Regions from separate parts of the Homo sapiens genome. Here region 1 is linked to region 2. Evidence: chromatin loops called from intact Hi-C (ENCODE). Cell type or tissue: PC-9. All regions are shown on one strand. Links, peaks and the distances in the headings refer to the core of each region. The heading gives the core; the rest is flanking DNA.

The links. Peaks named below come from ENCODE experiments on the same cell type or tissue, not always from the same donor. Only the 100,000 strongest peaks of a DNase experiment are listed, where the experiment ranks them.
Region 1: a loop joins it to region 2, with 14 times the contacts of the local background. A loop is called at or near these places in 1 of 110 quality-filtered maps.

What each region holds. Positions count from the first base shown.
Region 1 is chr14:80,385,852-80,395,975 of GRCh38, reverse strand. DIO2-AS1 (DIO2 antisense RNA 1) reads right to left here. Exons shown (of 9, transcript NR_038355.1): 5 at 10,060-10,124; 6 at 1,790-1,993. Among named protein-coding and RNA genes, the nearest start is that of DIO2, 180 kb to the right of the region's middle. In PC-9, for the core only: no CTCF peak of the experiment used is centred there; DNase peaks (open chromatin) are centred at 4,945 and 6,775; H3K4me3 peaks cover 429 bases; H3K27ac peaks cover 2,858 bases.
Region 2 is chr14:80,633,369-80,643,492 of GRCh38, reverse strand. All of the region lies in intron 19 of CEP128 (centrosomal protein 128), which reads left to right. Among named protein-coding and RNA genes, the nearest start is that of CEP128, 300 kb to the left of the region's middle. RefSeq lists an enhancer at 4,807-4,976. In PC-9, for the core only: no CTCF peak of the experiment used is centred there; a DNase peak (open chromatin) is centred at 4,682; H3K4me3 peaks cover 1,856 bases; H3K27ac peaks cover 4,859 bases.

The DNA of each region.
Region 1 (10,124 bases), core at 2,230-7,229, 250 kb after region 2:
TTGCCATTGAAAGAACATGATTGGTTTAGGCATGGGCATATGATACAACTATGGAGAATGAAGTGTGGTGGCAAGTGTGCTGAAGGGTTTCTAGGAAAGGATAAAAGGACATGCATGGGAGGCAACATTCCTGTTTTCCTCCCTTTCAAAATGGTTATAAGGAGACGATGCGTAGAACTGATGTAACCACAGTGTGATGATGAGAGGAGCAGCTGACTGTCTGAGAATGGCAATGTGGAAAAATCGAAAGAAAGTAGGTCATTTGATGTCGTTGAGATATTGTATTCACTGCTGTACTTGCTATGTGACAACCAGTGTCTTTGTTGTTTAAGCCAGTTTTTGATTGGCTTTTTTTTCTTACTAACATCTCAACGTGTCATATCTGCCTGAGTTTTATAAGTGAGGGGCAGCTTCTCTAATACCCATGCACAGATGTGATAGGGAATTCATTCTGCTGAGATTTTGATACTTCAGAATAACAGAAGTCTGCCACAGTATGCAGGGATTCTTTTAGAGCTACAAAACTCTAGCAGACTAATTTGGAAAGTGGGTAGGGTGCCGGCAACTTCTGAAGCTCACCAAGTAAGAACATTTAAGTCTGGGTGATAAGCACATAAGCATTTGTAGGTGAACTAACCCCAAACACCCTTTTCAAACCGAAATATGCAATGGAGAGGCATTCTTCTGCAGCATGTTATGTGTTACCATGTTATGAAACAGGCTTTGACATTTGGATGTCTACCACTTGGTGAGTGGTTAGTTATAAAATGCTATTGGTTCAACAGATTATACTTCTGGAAAAAAGCCTGGACTTCTGGGATCTTTTTAGTGGCTGGTTTATTTGTATTTCCAAGGCCATTTTTCCAATAAGCCAACACAATCAAATTACATGCAGCTTTGAAGACTTTCTACCTTACAGTTTGACATTTTAATTAGGACTTTAAAGAGATAATAATCACAGCCCACAACTTCCCTAATGTTACCTAGAAATGGGCCAGTTAATTAGGATCCCAGAAAAACCACTGCATACATTTCTTTTTAATTGTTTTTCCAAGCTTCCATCACCACATCTCTTGGCTTCACCTCAGACCAAATCAAACAAACAGCAGGGAAATGTTTGATCTCTCTGGCCTTCAAAAAATCTAAGGGTGCAAATAATTCAGTTTGTGTCTACCATCTAAAAATGTATGTTTCACCCAACATAAGACATTTTTCTTTCATTTCAGGATTGCTTTTGAAGGGAAAACCATGCTAGTTCATTTCACTAGCTTATTCTCTGTGGAAGTGATTAAGATCCTGTTCACCTGATCCCTTTGGTTCTTATATCTAGATTTCATTTTTCTTTATCTTTTCTAGGGTAGCATTATGAATGGGTGGTCCCAGTAAAGAATGTTTTAATGCTCACAGACTGCATTTAAATTCCTTCTAAGGGAATTTTTATAAGGTGGAAGGAAACATGAGTCCATCTATTATTGAGAAACAAAGGGGCCCAGGGTGTCATAGCAATTCAAGAAATGAATTCTGTACTTTTGGGTGGGTTATGTGTAACAGGATGCTCTCTGCCTCACCAAGCCTTGTCCCTCCCTATCCCTTGGGTCAATATACAAGAATGGAAATGTGGTAAATGTCTAGAGTTGTTTGTCTAATGCTCTGATGTGTTTGGATACATTTAGGAGGGAGACGTGATTGCTGCTTCTCACAAAGTGTTTAAGGAGTGTAATAATATGCCACTTTGTCATGCTGCCAGGCAAGTACCTTTAGAGTCACTTTTGAACCTGATTACATGTACCTCAGTCTCCGGTTGGATGATTGGTTATGGCATTTATCTCAGTTTCTGAGTCCAGATATTACAAAGTTCCTTTAGTTAAATAGTTGGGCTACTGGTGGTTAATGTGAAGGATATCCTAAGCTTGCAACTTCATTGATGACTTCATTTTCATCATCATGCTAAATGGATTAACTTCAGTCTTGCTTGTTGTCAGAAGCAGATATACTGTGAAGTAAATGAAACTCAAGCTTTAGACTCCTCACTTGCTCGGGCCCCTTCCAAGTCTCAACAAGAGCTCTTGAGGTGCATTGATGTGATCATATGTTCTTGTAAAATTAAAAAAACATAAAATACTAGCAATCAGTTATGAACACAGTGATTTTCACAAGCACTTTTGCATCCACAATTTTGTACTCTTTTTCTTAGTGAGGGGACTCCCAAATTGCATAACTGTTAAGCCCAGCAAACCTGGATTTGTCTCTGCTTCTTATATAGGTAATATACTTTATTTAAGGTTGTAGGTTCTTGGTTAGAAGAGTGTGATGTGTCCAGATAGTTACAGGGTCACTTTTCAAGGTATCTGTCTAGGCAAAGGAGTGTCCCTGAAGTAGGAAGAGTTTGCTTGGAATGTTCTTATTTTCTTGTCTACTTGTTTCCCTGAGATTTCTCCAAATTTGGTATATTTCTCTGATCTTAAAGGCTTAAATGAGTTAAGATATGGGTAGCATTTAGGACAGTGGATGCACATGGTAAGTTTTCAGTGAATGCTAGCTATTATTATTGTATTTGTTTTCTCCAAATCTTGTAGTCTTGTGTTGTGTGTCTTTTTCTAGCTAATAACTTTATTTAGAGAACCAAGCTCAGTTATTATCACCTTGAGAAATGCCCCATTTCCCAGATGCATCACTTGGGTTTTTTTTTCTACTATTAAAAATATTTCTGGCATTATTTTCAAACATCTTGAAGAATAATCTAGTAAAATATTCTACAATGGACTACTGAAAGCTGATGATGGCTGAATAGAGTGACCCAAGATGTCATAGTGAAAGAGCATAGGGTTTAAATGCTGGCTCCACTGCATCCCATCTAGGTGACCACCCTCATTTCACTTCCTTTATCTTAGAAGAAAATGAGATAATACTTTATAAGGATGTTTTAGATACATACAGGGAAATCACAATATCTATAACAGCCTAGACACTGAATGAATAGCTATCGTTATTGTAATCAGGCCATTCTTGATGACTGTGCATCTGAGCCCCAAGAAAGGCATCTTTAATAGAGAAATTCAGAAGATGATTTTCTGTCAGTTGGGGAGATATTCAGAGGCATGGTGATGTGTCTAGTGTTTCTTAAATCTGATGTAGTTAAAATGTCTATGCCTATGAATAGCTTTGTGTTTTCTAAGATACAGGATAGAAAGCAATGATAATATAATATTCTAGCATACTTAGAAATACCGGTAACTCATAGGTCATTTTATAGGGTCTTACAGGAATTGGATTAGAAATTGTAAATCTAGCTAATGGAGTTTGAAGCCTATTCGAATTTGATAAAAATATAATCAGAAATGAAATCTGAATTTATTTGCCTGATTGATCTAACTTTATACTAGATTTCTGTACAAATTTAAGTAATGATTGGTAATGGTTAAAGATTTGTGACATAGCACTTCCAGGCAAATACGGTTAAGAATTAGTGAGAAAGAATTTGCAGGAAAATATGTTTCTCCAATCTCATTTGGATTTCATTCCACCCATCTTCACTCACAATCAGGCACTTAAATTACTGATTTCTACCTTACCTGAAAAATGTGATAAAAATAGCTATAGTATTCCCTTAATGTGCTTGGATAAATTATTTTTTATTATTGATTTATTTGTTTTTATATGAAACAGTCTCTTAATCTCTTTGTCTAATAGGTCTAAAATTGATAAAACTTTCTTTTGAACTTGAAGATATCTGTAGTTTCAAGGGTGTTAGACCTAGTTGGGCATGTCTACACTAACACACATAAACAAAATGGAGAAATTGCTACATGAGAGTATATGGAGCTTTTAAAAACATAAATATGTATCAGATATAAAATATGTAAAATTATAGACTATGAACTTCTTAAGGGCAGCATCTAGCAAAATGCCTGGAACATACAAATGCTCAATATGTATTTGTTAACTAAGTCAACAAATCAATTGGTTTAAACAGAATTAAATGGAATAGTTTGGACCTTATAGAAAAAACTCATGAAATATATTGGAAAATGTGAATATTTGATCCTCTTAGAGGAGTATCAGCAATTTTAGGGGATCAGAGATTTTAGGGTATAGTGAACAGAAAGGCCAACTGCCTCATTTTACACGAGGGAGTCAGTTGGCCAATTTGGTCTCATGCTCTTGACGCTATAGATATCTTCAAGTTCAGAAGAATGTGTTATTAATTTGGGTCCCATTAGACAAAGAAATTAAGAGACAATCTATCCGTTTCATGTAAAAACAAAACAAAACAAGAATAACAAGCAGTTTATCCAAGTAAAATAACTTGTTTAAATAAGAGATGGAACCAGGAGATGGTATAGAAAGCAAATTGAGGTTCACATGGAAACATTCCCATATGTTGTTTCTCCACGTAAATCAGTAAATGATAAGCAGAACTTCTGGGATAATATTGAGAAAATAAGTGCTATGTCAATGACAAGACTTGGTTTCTTCTAAAATTATTTGTCCTTACTTATAGTTACCAATTTCTTTCAGATTAACTCCCAAGGATTGTCCAGACACTTTTGTTAAAAGGAAAACCTATTGTATTGTGTATTGCCTAAATAAAAAAAAACTCATAATCATAGTTAAGAGGTATGAAAATGTCTATCTTTCAAAGGTTTTCATTGTAATGAGGTTTGACATACATCATGCCTATAGTGAAAAGTGCAAATTTAGAAGAAGGTGAACGATGGCAAGTCAGTTTTATACAATTGACAAAACCTGAAGGACAACCACCCACATGGCTCTCATCACTGTCAAAACCCATTTAGCTGAAAAGGAAAGAAAGAGAACAAAACAAAAGAGCACCATGCTTTTGAGGTGGAGACATACTGTGCTACAGGAATGCAGGGTTTCCAGACTGTATATGTCTGTGTTTGTGTGTGACATAGTCTTGACTCACTGGGTACCTGGGTCCTCCTCTGTTTGAGGAATTTGACTTTCTTAACCCTATGCAAAGCTACTTGCTGCAGAGCACAACAAAGCTGGCTATGTGCCAGCTCAAATAACAGCAACTTTTTAAGTCCCCAAGGAAATTTAGCTTCAGCCACATTCTTGAATTCCTTTGAGCAGCCCTCTGGGCTGATGCTTCTTAGAGATCTTCTCTTCAGTAGCAGTTATGAGGCTAGCAAGGTCTGAACTAGTTTCCATACCATATTATATAGCTTTGAAGAGCACTGGGGAGTGAACTACACTAGAACTTTGGTTGATGATCTGTAGAAATGACATGGCACCCCAGAGTAAAATTGCATTATCTTAAAACAAGTGATAAACAATTTTGTCTATTCTTGGTGGTGAGTATAAGATGGTAGGGAAAGTTACAAAATTTAGGCTCATCTAAAGCATTATCTGTGTTTTGATTATAGCTGCAGGTTGAAAATATTAGATTGTTAATTTTGTATATTTCTTTTCAGTGCCCTCAAAAATTTTGGCAGATATATGAGCATAGGCTGCCATCCTTGGAAGGATGGTAAGAAGGAAGGAAAGAGGGAAGGAAGAAACGAAGGAAGGAAGGAGAATGTACAGAGAAAATTGAATATGGACTCATAGATTCTTGGGCCTGGCTGAGCAAATGTTAGTTTTTCAGTGAAATAACTTCTATATGCTGGAACTAAATTGGTATGATGGCTCTGAAGCTAACATCTTTGGTTGTCTTTTTTTTTTTTTTTTTTTTTTTTTTTTTTTGACAGAGTCTCACTCTGTCGCCCGGGCTGGAGTGCAGTGGTGCGATCTCGGCTCACTGCAAGCTCTGCCTCCCGGGTTCAAGCCGTTCTCCTGCCTCAGCCTCCTGAGTAGCTGGGACTACAGGTGCCCACCACCACACCTGGCTAATTTTTTGTATTTTTAGTGGAGATGGGGTTTCACTGTGTTAGCCAGGATGGTCTCGATCTCCTGACCTCGTTATCTGCCCACCTTGGCCTCCCAAAGTGCTGGGATTACAGGCGTGAGCCACCATGCCTGGCCTTGTTTGTCTTTTTTGAAGCATCTTTAGAAATGTCTATTTGTAGGAGAGATATGAGGTTCACAACAATATTTAAAAACCAGTTAGGCATATCAAAAAAAGAAATTTTATTAGAATATTCCCAGTCTTTTCAAAATGTAATCTTGTACCATCTTCCATAATAGGAAACACTGACTAAATAAAGTGTTTCTCAAGCATGGCTGGTATACCAACTTTGAGGGTTAGTTACGACTTTTTGCCAGAACATCCATTTACTTTCCTAGCCTGGGGGAACTGAACTAGCAAATAGATGTCACTTTTATAAGCACACAGTGCCATTTTAATCTACGCTAAATGAAAGAGTTTAAAAGCAAAAGGAAACTTCCAGTCACATAAAACTCTTTCTTGTTAATATCTCAGAGTTGCTTGTAATATTTGGGGTGGTAAGGAGGATGAAGAAATCTCTCTGGCACTTAGCTTTAGGTTGGACAAACCACATTCACTCTATACTCAAGCTTATTTTATTATAGTACATTTTTCCCTTCTTGAATTTTTAATGTCTTCAACATGCCCTTTGACCAGTGACCTCTGCTAGAAATTTCTCTAGATATGTACAATAATTAGACAACACAATGTAGAAGTGTTGTATGTTTCTTATCTGCATCTCATTTGCTTGTACTGACTTAGCCAGTCTATGATCAGAAGATATTATAATTTCCAACCACAAAGAATGTATTTTATTAACTCCTTTTCGAATTCTTCTCACTCAGTGAATGATTCAGAGGGAAAATGCTCAGATTCAGGTGAAGAGAGTCATACCAAATACTTGCCAGACCACAAAAACTTCAGCTGCCTGGGCTTAAGGCTGATTTCAGTCACTTAAGAATTTGGGGATGAAAACACTGTTTACAGTGAACTTGTAGCAATTCTGCAAATGTCACAAGGACAGGGATCATGTCTGTCACCCATTCAGTTGAAAAACAATTTAAGTTTACTTTAATGACTTTTCATCTCTTTATCAGAATTGTTTAGATTGTTAGACTCTAATAATTTATAGACTCCAGGATTAGGGTTTCTTTCCTTAGAGACATTGAAGTTCTGCCCTCGTAATCCTGCTTAGGGGAAGACGGTGTGCTCTGTCTTGCTTTTCTGTCGCTTGTACTTGGGTCTTCGTGTCCTAATTCAGATGCTTTCAAACATGAGTGTGCATCAGAATCGCTAGAAAGCTTGTTAAACTATGGGTTGTTGAGCTCCCTCAAGAGAGTTTCTCGTTCAGTAAGTCTGGTGTGAGACCTGAGAATTTGTTTTTCTAAATAGTTCCCAGGTATGGCTGATGCTGCTGGTCCCAGGCCCAGACTCTGAGAACCAGCCGCCAACCTCCACACCCAGGACATTCCACTTTTCTTTTATTCACAGATAATTTGTTTCTGTTCAGATCATATTCCTTCTCCTCACTTTTACACATGATGCTAAATGTGCTAAACATGCTTCAGCCTTCCATTTAACATAAAAGCATTAAAAATATCTAGCTTTCATCTCAGGTTATTCACCTGGGCATTGTAGGGATACATCTAGTTACCTAAGGATGGTTTGACATTAACTACCACATCTACATTTTGAATCATGCAAACTCAAGCAGACACGGCTGAATCAAGGGCCATAGAATTCTGTTTTGTGATGCAAGCTTATTTTTGTTTCATGATGGAGCTCTCCACCCCACTGGTATAATTTTCTCATCCACATAGCCTCTAGCTATCAGTAAAGGTGTTCTCTAAATAGTTGTTTCAGAAAATAGAAGTGTTCATGTTTTCATACAGTGATGTATTTATTGTTTTAAAGATATTTTTGAATCAGTTATGCCTAGGTTGTTTGGGTGACCTCAAAGTGGGTCATCCAAGTTGGTCATCACCAATAGGCAAAAAGTATAAATATAACCCATGCTAAGTGTAAAACTAAATGCCAAGGAAGCAGTTTATCTTGTTAAATTCTGCCAAGGGCAAGTGACACAGCAGCTGCAGACCAGTTTGTAGAGGCCTGGGGGGCCATGCTGGCACCGGGAAGCCTGGCTCTATCCCACCTGTGGAAAAAGCTCACATGTGATCCGAGAGACAATTATAATATGACTTAACACAGTAGCTGAGAGGTGCAGCTTCTTTTGCAACGTTCAGGACTAATTCCATGGATTTTCTTCCCCCTGCTCAGCGGCATTCGGCAGCTTCTCTGGTGACCAGCTACGTCATTTGGCAGCAGGCTAAAGTGCTTGCAATTGCATAGAGCAAAGAGCATGCTGAACAGTGATGTTCCAGTTTAAAAGGACAGAGCTGCAAACAAAGGTAGGCTTTTATTTTGGGCAAGAGCCTTTTAACTGCACAAAGTCTCATGCCTGACCACGTGCCCTTCACCACTGCCATGCCCACAGAACATGTCCTCACTCCCTTGTTCTTGAATCCTGAGTGCAGAAACCTGATGTCAGCGTCTTCTCCTGAGTTTCCTATTTCTTTAACTGTCTTCATGTCCCACTTGCCTTTCTGCTTCTCTTCTTTACCCCTTTCAGCTCCTTCTTTATGGGCCCATGTTTTATTCATATGATTATTTTTGACAGATAGTTTGGTGCCTGAATATAATATTCAGTGTTTTCTTTTGATGGGAGAAAACTCACAGTACTGCAACTTTACATGTAGAATACAGAGTAAGCCCAGCTGTGCCTGCCCACAGTTCCAAGGGGAAGTAACTGCCTGCAGAGTATGATGCTACTTCTTCATTGCACTTGTCACAGTTAATAGTTCTATGTATGTGAGTGATTGTTTGATCAATTTCTGTCTTCCTTGGTAAACATAAGCCATTGTGACAATGGCTACCTGCTTTGCCCACTATTGGATCCCTGGTGCCTGTCTGTGTATTCACAGTAACACTTGCTGGGGGAAGGAAGGAATATGCTTCTCAGGTATATCAGTTGACTCATGGAAGTCCTGAGCTGGTCCTAACTAAACTTTGGAAATGATACATTGCTTTGGAAATAATTGTGCAGAAAAACCCAGGATTTTATCAATGAGTTTTTTTTTTTTTTAGTTTATTTTGAGAGATTTGATTGATGGTATTTGTTGGGTATAGATAAACAATGTGTCACCCAGTAAGGAGAAATATTCACTATTATGAATTATACAAACCTTCTTCTATTCTAATAATGTGTTCCTGGAATATACAGATAACTAGAGCTTTATGTTAAGTCTCTCAAAACTTTGGAAATATGGTCTGTATTTGTTTTCCAGGGTTCCCATAACAAAGTACCACAGACTGGGTGGCTTAAACAACATGAATTTATTGTCTCACAGTCCTGGAAGCTGGAAGTGCAAGATTAAGGTGTCAGCAGGGCTCGTTCCTTTTGTAGGCTGTAAGGGAGAAATCCATTCCATGCCTCTCTCCTAGCTTCTGGTGGTTCCTGGCACTCTTTGGCATTCCTTGGCCTGTAGAAGCATCACTTTGATCTCTACCTTCCCCTTTGCACTGGTATTCTCCCTGTGTCTGTGTCTTCTTGTAAGAACGCCAGTCATATTGTATTGGGGCTGATCCTACTCCGGTATGACCTCATCTGAACTAATTACATCTGCAACAACCCCATCCAAATTAGGTCACTTTCTGAGGTGCTGGGGGTTAGGATTTCAACATACAAATATTGGGCAAACACAATCCAATCCATAACATGGACAAGTAAGCTATAATTGTTGAACAAAAGACTTGTCTGCTGCTGGAATCATTGCACCAGAACCACCTCCCTGTGTTTTCTGACACCTCTTTTCAGTGGCAGGGTTTTGACCTTTTTCTAATGGAAGCATCAGGGTCATGAAAATCTGTGCTTGGCAATTAACTGATTTTACTAGTTGAACCTGTTTCAGAGAACTGCTGGCAGATGCCATCCCAAGTGGCAGTTAGGGACATGATGTGGATGAAGCAGGCACTGCCTTAGATAGTATAAGAAGATTTCCAATAGCTGCAGAAGGCACAAAACCCCCCTTCTTCCTCACTGGTACTTGCAAAGAAGTTCCCTCTGCCCTTCCAGTGTGTGAAGAAGGCAAAAGAAGCTTCTAGGGTCGTACCTGGTATTGGCTGCTCAAATCGTGACATTGGTTGATGAACACCATTGATCTGTTCAGATTGAGGA
Region 2 (10,124 bases), core at 2,053-7,052:
CCCATCTTGACCTCCCAAAGTGTTGGGATTACAGGCGTGAACCACCACACCCGGCCAGCCACCACAATTCTTAAGCCTCATTGCTTAGTTGTGTTGCACCCCACATTTGCAGAGGCCTCCCAGCTGTCCCTGCTGACTGCTGTGGTGCCGCTGGCCTCCATTATTGATGGGCATGGCCACCATCTCCCACAGGGCTGTGTACTCCTCACTGGTGCCACTGCTGATGCATTAGAAACTTAAGGAACCACATGGCATTCTTTGGGTTTATCTAGTTAAATTAGGTTTTAAGGCACTGTTTTTTGCCACTTGATTTTCCTGATGATTTAAAAAGATTGAGGATTGATTTGAACTCATGCTCTTCGATCTTTGGGAAAATAATAGTGGATAACAAGTTTAGATTTAGATGCTGTTTTTGAGGTACCCTTAATATATGTGGGTCAGCCGGGCGCGGTGGCTCACGCCTGTAATCCCAGCACTTTGGGAGGCTGAGGCAGGCAGATCACGAGGTCAGGAGATCCAGACCATCCTGGCTAACACGGTGAAACCCTGCTTCTACTAAAAATACAAAAAATTAGCCAGGCGTGGTGGCACGTGCCTGTAGTCCCAGCTACTCGGGAGGCTGAGGCAGGAGAATTGCCTGAACTGGGAGGCTGAGGTTGTAGTGAGCTGAGGTCGCGCCGCCGCATTCCAGCCTGGGTGACAGAGCAAGACTCTGTCTCAAAAAAAAAAAAAGGGGGTCAAGTTTTCTAATAACTTTTTAATTCTTTTAATGAAACATTTCTTACAAGTTTATTTTAAATCTCTCTCTCTCTCTTTTTCTTTGTTTGTTTGTTTTAGAGATGGAGTCTCACCTGTTGCCCAGGCTTACTGCAACCTTGACTTTCTGGGCTCAAGCAGTCCTCTTGCCTCAGCCTCCCAAACAGTTGGGACCACAAGCATGCACCCCTATGCCTGGCTAGCCTTTTTATTTTTTATAGAAGCAGGGTCTCACTATGTTACCTAGGCTGGTCCTGAACTCCTGGCCTCAAGCAGTCTTCCTGCATTGGCCTCTCAAAGTCTGGGGTTTCAGGTGAGAGCCATAGCACCAGCCTTGTCTCTCTCATTCTTAAGTCACTGATATCTCTCCTTTATCTCTGGACTGGCAATGAATCCTAATTACACATCCCATGTTCTACTAAGAATTATTCATTTTTGTTATTGCTAAAGCTTTATTAATGGACAAAACTTGATCCCCTCTTTTCTTAGAATGAGGTGTTTCTACGTGTCTCCTCCATCTTTCAGACAAACTGCTTCTTGTCAGTCCCCTCTGTAACTACTGCTGAAATGTCTGTAGGCTGATGGAATCACAGCAGTTTGTAGCTTATGTTTAAGGTAGGGCTGTCTCTCTCTTCTTTTTTTTTTTTGAAACGGAGTCTCACTCTGTCGCCCAGGCTGGAGTGCAGTGGCACTATCTTGGCTCACTGCAAGCTCCGCCTCCCGGGTTCACATCATTCTTCTGCCTCAGCCTCCGGAGTAGCTGGGACTACAGGTGCCCGCCACCACGCCCAGCTAATTTTTTATATTTTTTAGTAGAGATGGGGTTTCACCACGTTAGCCAGGATGGTCTCGATCTCCTGACCTCATGATCCACCCGCCTTGGCCTTCTCTCTCTCTTTGTATAATATTTTGTCTGTCCCTAACATATATTGCTTAATTTAATTGAATTGTATTACTAAGCTGTTCTGGTACGGCTATTTTAATTACTTATAATAGAGTTTTCTTTCACTGTTGGGATAATTAGTCTTGAGTAAGGAGAAAAAAATCCTTTTTTGACCTTTTAATATTACGTTCACATTAGGTCTCAGAAAGCACTCTTTCAGCAGCCATAAATACTTTAAAAATCAGTATTAAGCCGTAGAAACTTTTAATTCAACAAGCATTTGTTCTGTGCATACTTTCTACCAGGCACTGTATCCGATTCTAGGAAAAAGGCGCAAAGACAGGTTCTGCACCTTTGATAGGGCACAGGCCATACAACATCAGTAGTTGGTGACTGTAGCATATGGTACCAGGGAAACTGGTACTTGATAAAACTTGAAAAGGCAGGTGGAGGCCAAGTGGAAAGGGCACGCTGGCCCTATGTTAAGAACATAAAACATTAGCCCTTGAACATCAAGAAGTCACAGTATTTTTTATTTCAGAGGAGTGGTTTAAAGATTCAGTTAGAAGCAGGGATATACATGGGCAGTTGCATTAGAGAATGAGGAGGCATCCACCTAAAATGAGAGCAGTAGTTATACAGAAGGGGTAAATGCTGGAGATATGAAGATGGTTAATGGTTTAGATTGTGTTACTATTGGTTATGGATGCAGAGAGAAGTAGAAATTTCTGGAATGACTGTAAGGTCCTCGGAGAGGGTCTACAAAAAAGAGAAAACTAAACTCGGGAACATGTTTGTGAAGGGCCATTATATAATCAAATTTAATTCTCATAATAATGGCCCTTCAAAGTAGCTAGGAAGCAATTCTCAAGGAATGTAAATGCATTAATTAAAGCTGTGTAACTAGGTGGTGACAGAGCTGGATATTTATCTGGCTTCAAAACTCATGCTCTTCAATCTCTGGGAAAATAGAAGACAATAACAAGTTTAGATTTAGATGCTGTTTTTGAAGTACCCTTAAGATATGTGGGCCAAGTTTTCTAATAAACTATTGGAATTTTGATCGTAAAATCAGCAAAAGGGTGGTTTCTTTTGGGAGGGCCAATTTGGGAGTTCTTTTTATATGGGTACTTGTCAGAGCCGTTTTCATATTTGTTGTTGTTTAGAGGTTAAGTCTAGAATAAGAAGAGAGTTTTAGATAGAACCCTGGAGAGGATTCACATTGAAGGGGATGGTAAAAGAAGTAGAACCAGAAAAGCATATAGAGAAATGAGGTATTGGAGAGGTAAAAGGAGAGGATGTTGCTGTGGAAAAAATAGAAAAATTGAGGATATGGTTCATAGTATTCTGTGTAGCAGACAGGTCAAGTTAGGAAGCAATTTAAAATGTCCATTGGACTCAGAAGTTGGCAGGGAAATGGTGCTTTTAAGAATAAATGAGAGCCCTTTTATAGTAGCTTGAAGAATTAATAGAAAATGAGACAGTCAAAATAATATTTGAATGAAGTAGTATTCACCCATTATTAATAGATCATGAACTTTTTATTTTGTTTGTTTGTTTTAGCAATAATGATGATGGATTAAAAAATAGTTTTCCCTTTATCTCTGGTTTGGTCCTACCTATCACTAATGACATATTTTATGTGCTAGAAAAGAAAGATGAGAGTGTGTCCTATATACCTGATTCAGACTTATTTGTGTTTTGATCTAGCTAGCTGAACTAACTAATCACAGAGAGATCTTTCACATTTACAATAAGTTCCATTACTGAATATTCTTTCAAAGTAAAATAATAAGAATTTTTCCATATTCCAGAGGATGAAAGTTTGAGACAATGCTTTGTTATTCTGGTTACTATAAATTTCATTCAGTGAGTGCTTTCTTTGGTCTCAGTTCATGGAAAAGTCACTTTCTATAAGAAAGAATTTGATTATGTGTTATTTGCCTTTGTTTTTGGAGAGACTGCGTTTAACTTGGTTGTTTGTTCTTCAAATTTGACAGCATGAAATAATTGCTAGTCAACCTTCTTACTCCTTCATCAAAACAAACTGTTGCTCCATTTAAGATTATAGTTCTGCTCAAAGGAGTGGGGAAGTTTGAATTATCTCCTCAATTTCTCTTTTTTACCCCACAAGGTAAAGACTAGTCATCACAGAAAGAGGGTAATCAGCTGTTTCTAAGATGTACAAACTAAGAATATGATTTTCAATAATGTGTTAATTTTAGACAAATTATATTAGAATAACAGGATTTGGGTGGTCCACAGATTTCATTATAAGGGATCTAACAAATGTCAACAATAAACATATTTAAGAAGGTCATAGAATACTTTATTGTCTTTTAATTATAGTAAAGACAATGAGTTTACTTCAGGCACACATTGCTGGGGAGAATTCCAGTGGTCTTAAATTTTTATTTTACTCTTCTTCCACACCCCTCATTTGGATCATATGTAAATACCCGCCTTGTTCTCAGTAGAACATATTGGTGTTTCTTGTTTCAGCAATTCTCTTTTGGTAACTTATCCCATATGTTTGTTAGCCTTTGCATAAAATTGTTTTGTCTGAACTCAGCTTCTGAGCTACATCTTGTATGTATCTGCTAGAATGAGGATTATCTGAATTATTTTTGTATAATAGCTTCACAATCAAACATTTTAGTTATTTGAAAGTAAAATGAATTTGAATCTCATTTGTGGAAATAGAATAAAGAATATAATATTAATACAGATTTTTTTTGGTTAAATACCATTTTTTAAGTTAGTTCACTCCACCGTTGATTTGTTATTGCTTAACATTGTATTAAGCAATGTATGTCTGAAACATAATAATGCAAATATTAGACAGGGAGCTGCATTCCATAATTTATTCTTCTCATCTCAACTTTCAATACTTCCTTGTAACCAAATGAAAGAAAAAGACTTCTTTTTTTAACCTAAGTGGTTTCGTAATGAGTCATTGACTTCTAAAACCTAATAAAGGGGCTACTGGAGTTGAAATTCTGAGTCTTGATCAAATTCAGAGATAGTATTTGAAATGTTAGGAGCTACCATTTTAATGACCTGTGTTCAGACTACTTAGTCAACTGATGGCAATAGAAAGATTTAGGCATTTCCTTATATTCAGTGATTCACCCAATAAACATTTACTGAATTCCTACTATATGCTAGTCACTGCCCCTACCGTGTTGGAATTCGCTGTCTCATTGTAGAAGGGTAAAAGACATCGTATATAAAAAATAAATCAGGTGGTATGAAAAGTGTTCTAGAGTAGAATACAGTACGGTAAGAAAGTAGAGGGATGAGGGGTCAGCAAAGTCCTCTCTGATAAGTTGACAATGGAGCAAGCATCTGAAGGAAGTGAACTACAGAGCCCTACGCACATCGGGGGAAGAGCATTCCAGGTCCTCTGTGCCCATAGATTGGGCTTCGTGCACAGTTTGAGGGACACCAGGAAAAATTAAACACAGCATTGCTTCTTTGGGATAATAAGAAAAATATACCAGTGGGTTTACAAGTCCCAGATTGCAAAATTATATAACATGTATTATCTTTGCACACAGATGGGAGAGTTTTACGTGGCCTAAAGTATTCAGAGAATGCTTTATGAAAGAAATGACACTTGGAGGAACTATACGATTTGGCCATTCATTGTTCTTTATTTAGTAAACATTTATTGAAATATGAAGAGAAGGAAGAAGGGCATTCCAGAAAGGAAAGAGATGATTAGAAATCCAAAGGAGAGTGTATTCGTTTAGTTCCTGTGGCTGTGGTAACAAATTATCAAAAACATATTGGCTTAAAAGAACAGAAATGTATCCTGTCGTAGGTTTTGGAGGCCAGAAGTCTGAAGTCAGTTTTGCTGAGCCAAAATCAAAGTGTCAGCAGGACCTGACTCCCTCTGAAAACCCTAAGGGAGAACCCTTTTCTTGCCTCTTCCAGCATCTGGTGACTGCTGGCATTTCTTGACTTGTGGCCACGTCTACATACGCCCCTCTCTTGTTACACTGTGTTCTTTTCTGTGTCTCATCTCTCTCTCTTTTTCTTTTATAAGGACACTTGGGATGACATATGGTGCCCAACTGGATAATCCAGGATAACCTCATTTCAAGGACCTTAATTTAATCACATCTGCAAAGATGTTACTGATAGGATAACATTCACAGGTTTCACGGTTTAAGACCTGGTCTCTTTTTAGGGGCACCATTCAGTTTTTATAAAGAAGATAAGCATATTTAAGTAATACAGTGATTTATCTGATAAAAATGTAAGAGTTCTTATCCGGAGTAGTTTCTTTATGCATTTAGAAACTATTTACTGAGTGTCTGCAATGGATACATTGGTAGGCAAAAAAGCAAACGCAGCCCTTAACTTTATAGAATTTATAAATGAGATGAAAATTGAGAAAATGAGATGGATTGAATTCTCCTTTCAAGGTCTCATCTTTTTTCTGTCCTTGCATCTCCTTCTCTGGCTCTTCTGCTTCTCTTTTCTACTTTTAAGGATTTTCCTGATTACATTAGGTCATCCTCGGTAATCCAGGACAAATTGCCATATCTGGAGGTCAACTGATTCACAACCTTAATATCCCCTTGCATAACATGGCTCCAGGGATATGGGTATCTTTGGGGGCCAAAATTCTGCTTACCATGGGTAGAATGGACCATGTTAAAAATTTTAGTTTTATTCTAAGAGCTCTGATTGCAGGGTTTTAAGCAGGCTGGGAATACATGGACAGATTTGTATTTTCTTTTCTTTTTTTTTTTTTTAAAGACGGAGTTTCGCTCTTGATGTCCAGGCTGGAGTACAATGGCCCGATCTTGGCTCACCACAACCTCCGCCTCCTGGGTTCAAGCGATTCTCCTGCCTTAGCCTTCCTAGTAGCTGGGATTACAGGCATGTGCCACCACGCCTGGCTAATTTTGTATTTTTAGTAGAGACAGGGTTTCTCCACGTTGGTCAGGCTGGTCTCGAACTCCCGACCTCAGGTGATCTGCCCGTGTTGGCCTCCCAAAGTGCTGGGATTACAGGTGTGAGCCACCGTGCCTGGCCAAATTTGTATTTTCAATGGAAAATTCAGTAATGTGGAGAAGAGTTGGGGGGAAAAATGGAAATGGGGAGGCCATTTAGGAGACTAATTCCAGTCCCAGGAAGAATATAATATTAGCTGGGGACAATAGTAATGGAAATGGTGAGAAACATCTTGATTTGAGAGTTTAAATCTGAGGAAACTTGTGATAGATTAGAGATGAGGGGTTCATCTCTAATTCTCTGGTGCAAAACCAAAAGACTGTGTGGTGCCATTGCTGGCAGAGAGAAAACTAGAAGAGGAACAGATTTTAGGGGGAGAATAACATGTGTTTCTGCAAAGCCTGGAGGCAACAATAGTAGAAGAAAAAAAAGCAGGAAAATGAGAGGCATTTTGAGCTGCATAACTGACTGTATTTGAGAAACAGAGGAGAATCTTTAGACTATCTAAATAGGTTGTATCTTTATGCTATAGAACAACTTGTCTTCCTAAAGAACTATGATGTTGAGTGAGCGCAGGGAATGAATTTTAGGCTAGGGGGCAGTAGTCTCACTTATTTATAAGTTTTACTAAGTCATTAGGTTTCTAACATTCCATGCAACTATTTAGCAAATAGTCACTGACTACCATGTATGCAAACAGCTCCCATTCTGTGGAGTAATATCAAAAAAGCATAAGATGCAGTCATAGCCATAGAATATTTCAGAAAACAAGTGAACAAATAAGTAGCAATAAGTACACTTGAGTATCCCTGAACCAAAATGCTTGGGACCAGAAGCGTTTCAGATTTGGGATTTTTTAAAAATTGGATTTTGGAATATTTGCATATACATAATGAGAAATCTCAGGGATGGGACCCAAATCTAAACACAAAATTCATTTATGTTTCATATACACCTTATACACATAGCCTGAAGATAGCTGTATTTTTCCCTTGAGGACACTGAATAAACTGTGTGTTGTGCACCTGCATTTTGACTGCAGCCTATCACGAAGTCAGGTGTGGAATTTTCCACTGTGGCATCATGTCAGTGTTCAAAAAGGTTCAGATTTTAGGGTGTTTTGGATTTCAAATGTTCACAGTAGGGAGGCTCAACCTTTAGGAGGAAACTAACAAGTCACCAGAATTAAGTTCCTTTGTTCGCTGATAAATCTGCTTTACATAAGACAATACCTGACACATAATGTATACTCCTTATTAACTGGATGGATTGATTAATTTATTGAAAACCTACTAATGTCAGTCATTGTTATTGTGTGGCGCTGTATCCTCTACACAAGAAGAAACTCTTCTTGCAGCGTAAATTTTAGCCTCAAGGACTATATAACAAGTTAACAAATGCAATAACAGGGTCATGTTTCAGTTCTGGGATGACACTAGAAGGACCTAGTTTTTTGTTTATTTGGGGGTTTTTTTGTTCTTTTTTTACCCCCAGTGGAGTTGGCATTTGGATGCATTGGGACTGCGTGATAGTGATGATGTCAATTCATCTTATAATGTACTGTGCATTGAATTCTGTGTGTGGGGTCTATTCTCATTCAAAATCAAAGAGAAATTCACTTAGCAAGTGTCTCATCTATAATTGAGTATGGACTCCAAGGAGAACATTGCAATGAATTTTCACGGACAGATTGCGGAAGTGATCAGAGGTGTATGAGATAAAGCCAGAAACATTTCTATAAGGCTCTTGAGAAGCAGGCATTATAGGTAGCTAGAACGAGCAGGCCAAATAAAGGGATTGATCAGAGAGAACTGGCTTCTACGAAAAGAGGAGATATTTTAGAAGACACTGTACTAAGTTATAAATTTGGAGGCCTGGTCGTCTGGGAGCAAGGTCATATATTAGTGGCCTACCACAAACATTATGGTGAACGCACACTGATAAACCAGGCAGTGGGAAGCAACTGGTGGTTCTTATCTGAAAGAGAAAATGTGATGAAAATTATATAAGGGAAGTTATCCTGACATCTGTGTTGGGAATATACCAGAGAGGAGAGAAAATGTAGAGAAGGAAACTGTTGGAAGGCTTTTGTTACAATTCAGGCATCGGGAGGTAAGCTGAAGTGGTACCTGTGGAAATGGAAAAAAAGACATGTGAGTGACAATTGTAGGAGAATAGGGAAAAGTGGGGGCAAAACACAGAGATAAAATTAACTAAACTTGCGAGGTTGGCTTCTCCAAATTAGAAGTTGGGAAAAAATGATTACCAGGATAAAGGGAGAATAACATGTTAGTTACATTTTCTTATTTATACAACCTGGAAAAAATGCCTACTAAGCGTAACTCACCAATTGTGAAATACAAAATATTGAAAAATATATTCAAAAATATTACTTTGCTTTTCTTGTTTTCTACCTGTGTCTCCAATAAACATCTATATTGATATTAGTACCACTTTCAAAACTTTTAAAAATAGTCTTATGTCCTTGGAGAACATTTTTATTGCTTTAAAACTTTCCATCCAGAAATGCCCTTCGGGAATCTGGCATCAATCCAAAAAATGTTGTCAAGAGGAAAACATTAAAGACTCACTCATCTATTAGAATGTAGTGAGTGTAAAGTCAAAGTTGGCATTATGGCTTTCCAGCAAGAATCTTTGTTTCTCAACAGTTATTCCTCTGAAAGCAATCTAACAAGTACATCTTAAACACCAATTAATCATGACTTGCCTAAACTTAAATCTTATAGTAATTCTCATTTTCTGTAGGATGTAATCTAAACTTAGTAACGCAGCAGGCAGGATCCCTAGTGACCCAAATTTCTAGCCTCATCTCCTTCATATATGGCTTTCCAGTCGTGGGAAATTGTTGATATTTCAAATATTAAGGAAGATATGCATGGCTTAGGTACTTCCTACCTTAGGCATGAATACCCAGGAAAGACTCCATGGTCCAAGAGGGCCCTGTACATAGCTCTTGATGAATTCATTGTGGTCCAGGGTTTGATACTTAGACATAGGGATTCACATTTTTTTAATACCAAGAATGGATGGGACACCTCCCATGGGCACACATTTATTTTAACTAGAAACAGGTAGTCATTTATTTAATTATTTATTGAGGACCTGGTTTGAACCAGACAATGAGCTATGCAAAGAAGATACAGTGGTGAATGAGATAAGTCTGATCCCCACTTTTTAAAATCCATAGTCCAAACTGTGGATGGGAATACGTAGTGGGAAGTCTTGCTTGTCCTAGGTGTGGGAATAGGGATGCAAGAGGCAGATGAACTGATTGTTAAGATTAGAAATCTTGTTGGAGAAATGAAAGAACTTCAGTTTGGCCCTGGCATATATGAGAGAGACGGAGGAAAGCAATAGAGAGAGACAGAGGTGGCAGAAGACACTGGAGAAGAAGGCAGGCCATAACAGAAACAGGAGAGCTTGTGAGCTCTACAAGGGGTATTAACTTGATCATGGGGCCACTGTGAGTGACAACTTTTATGCTTTAAGCAGGACA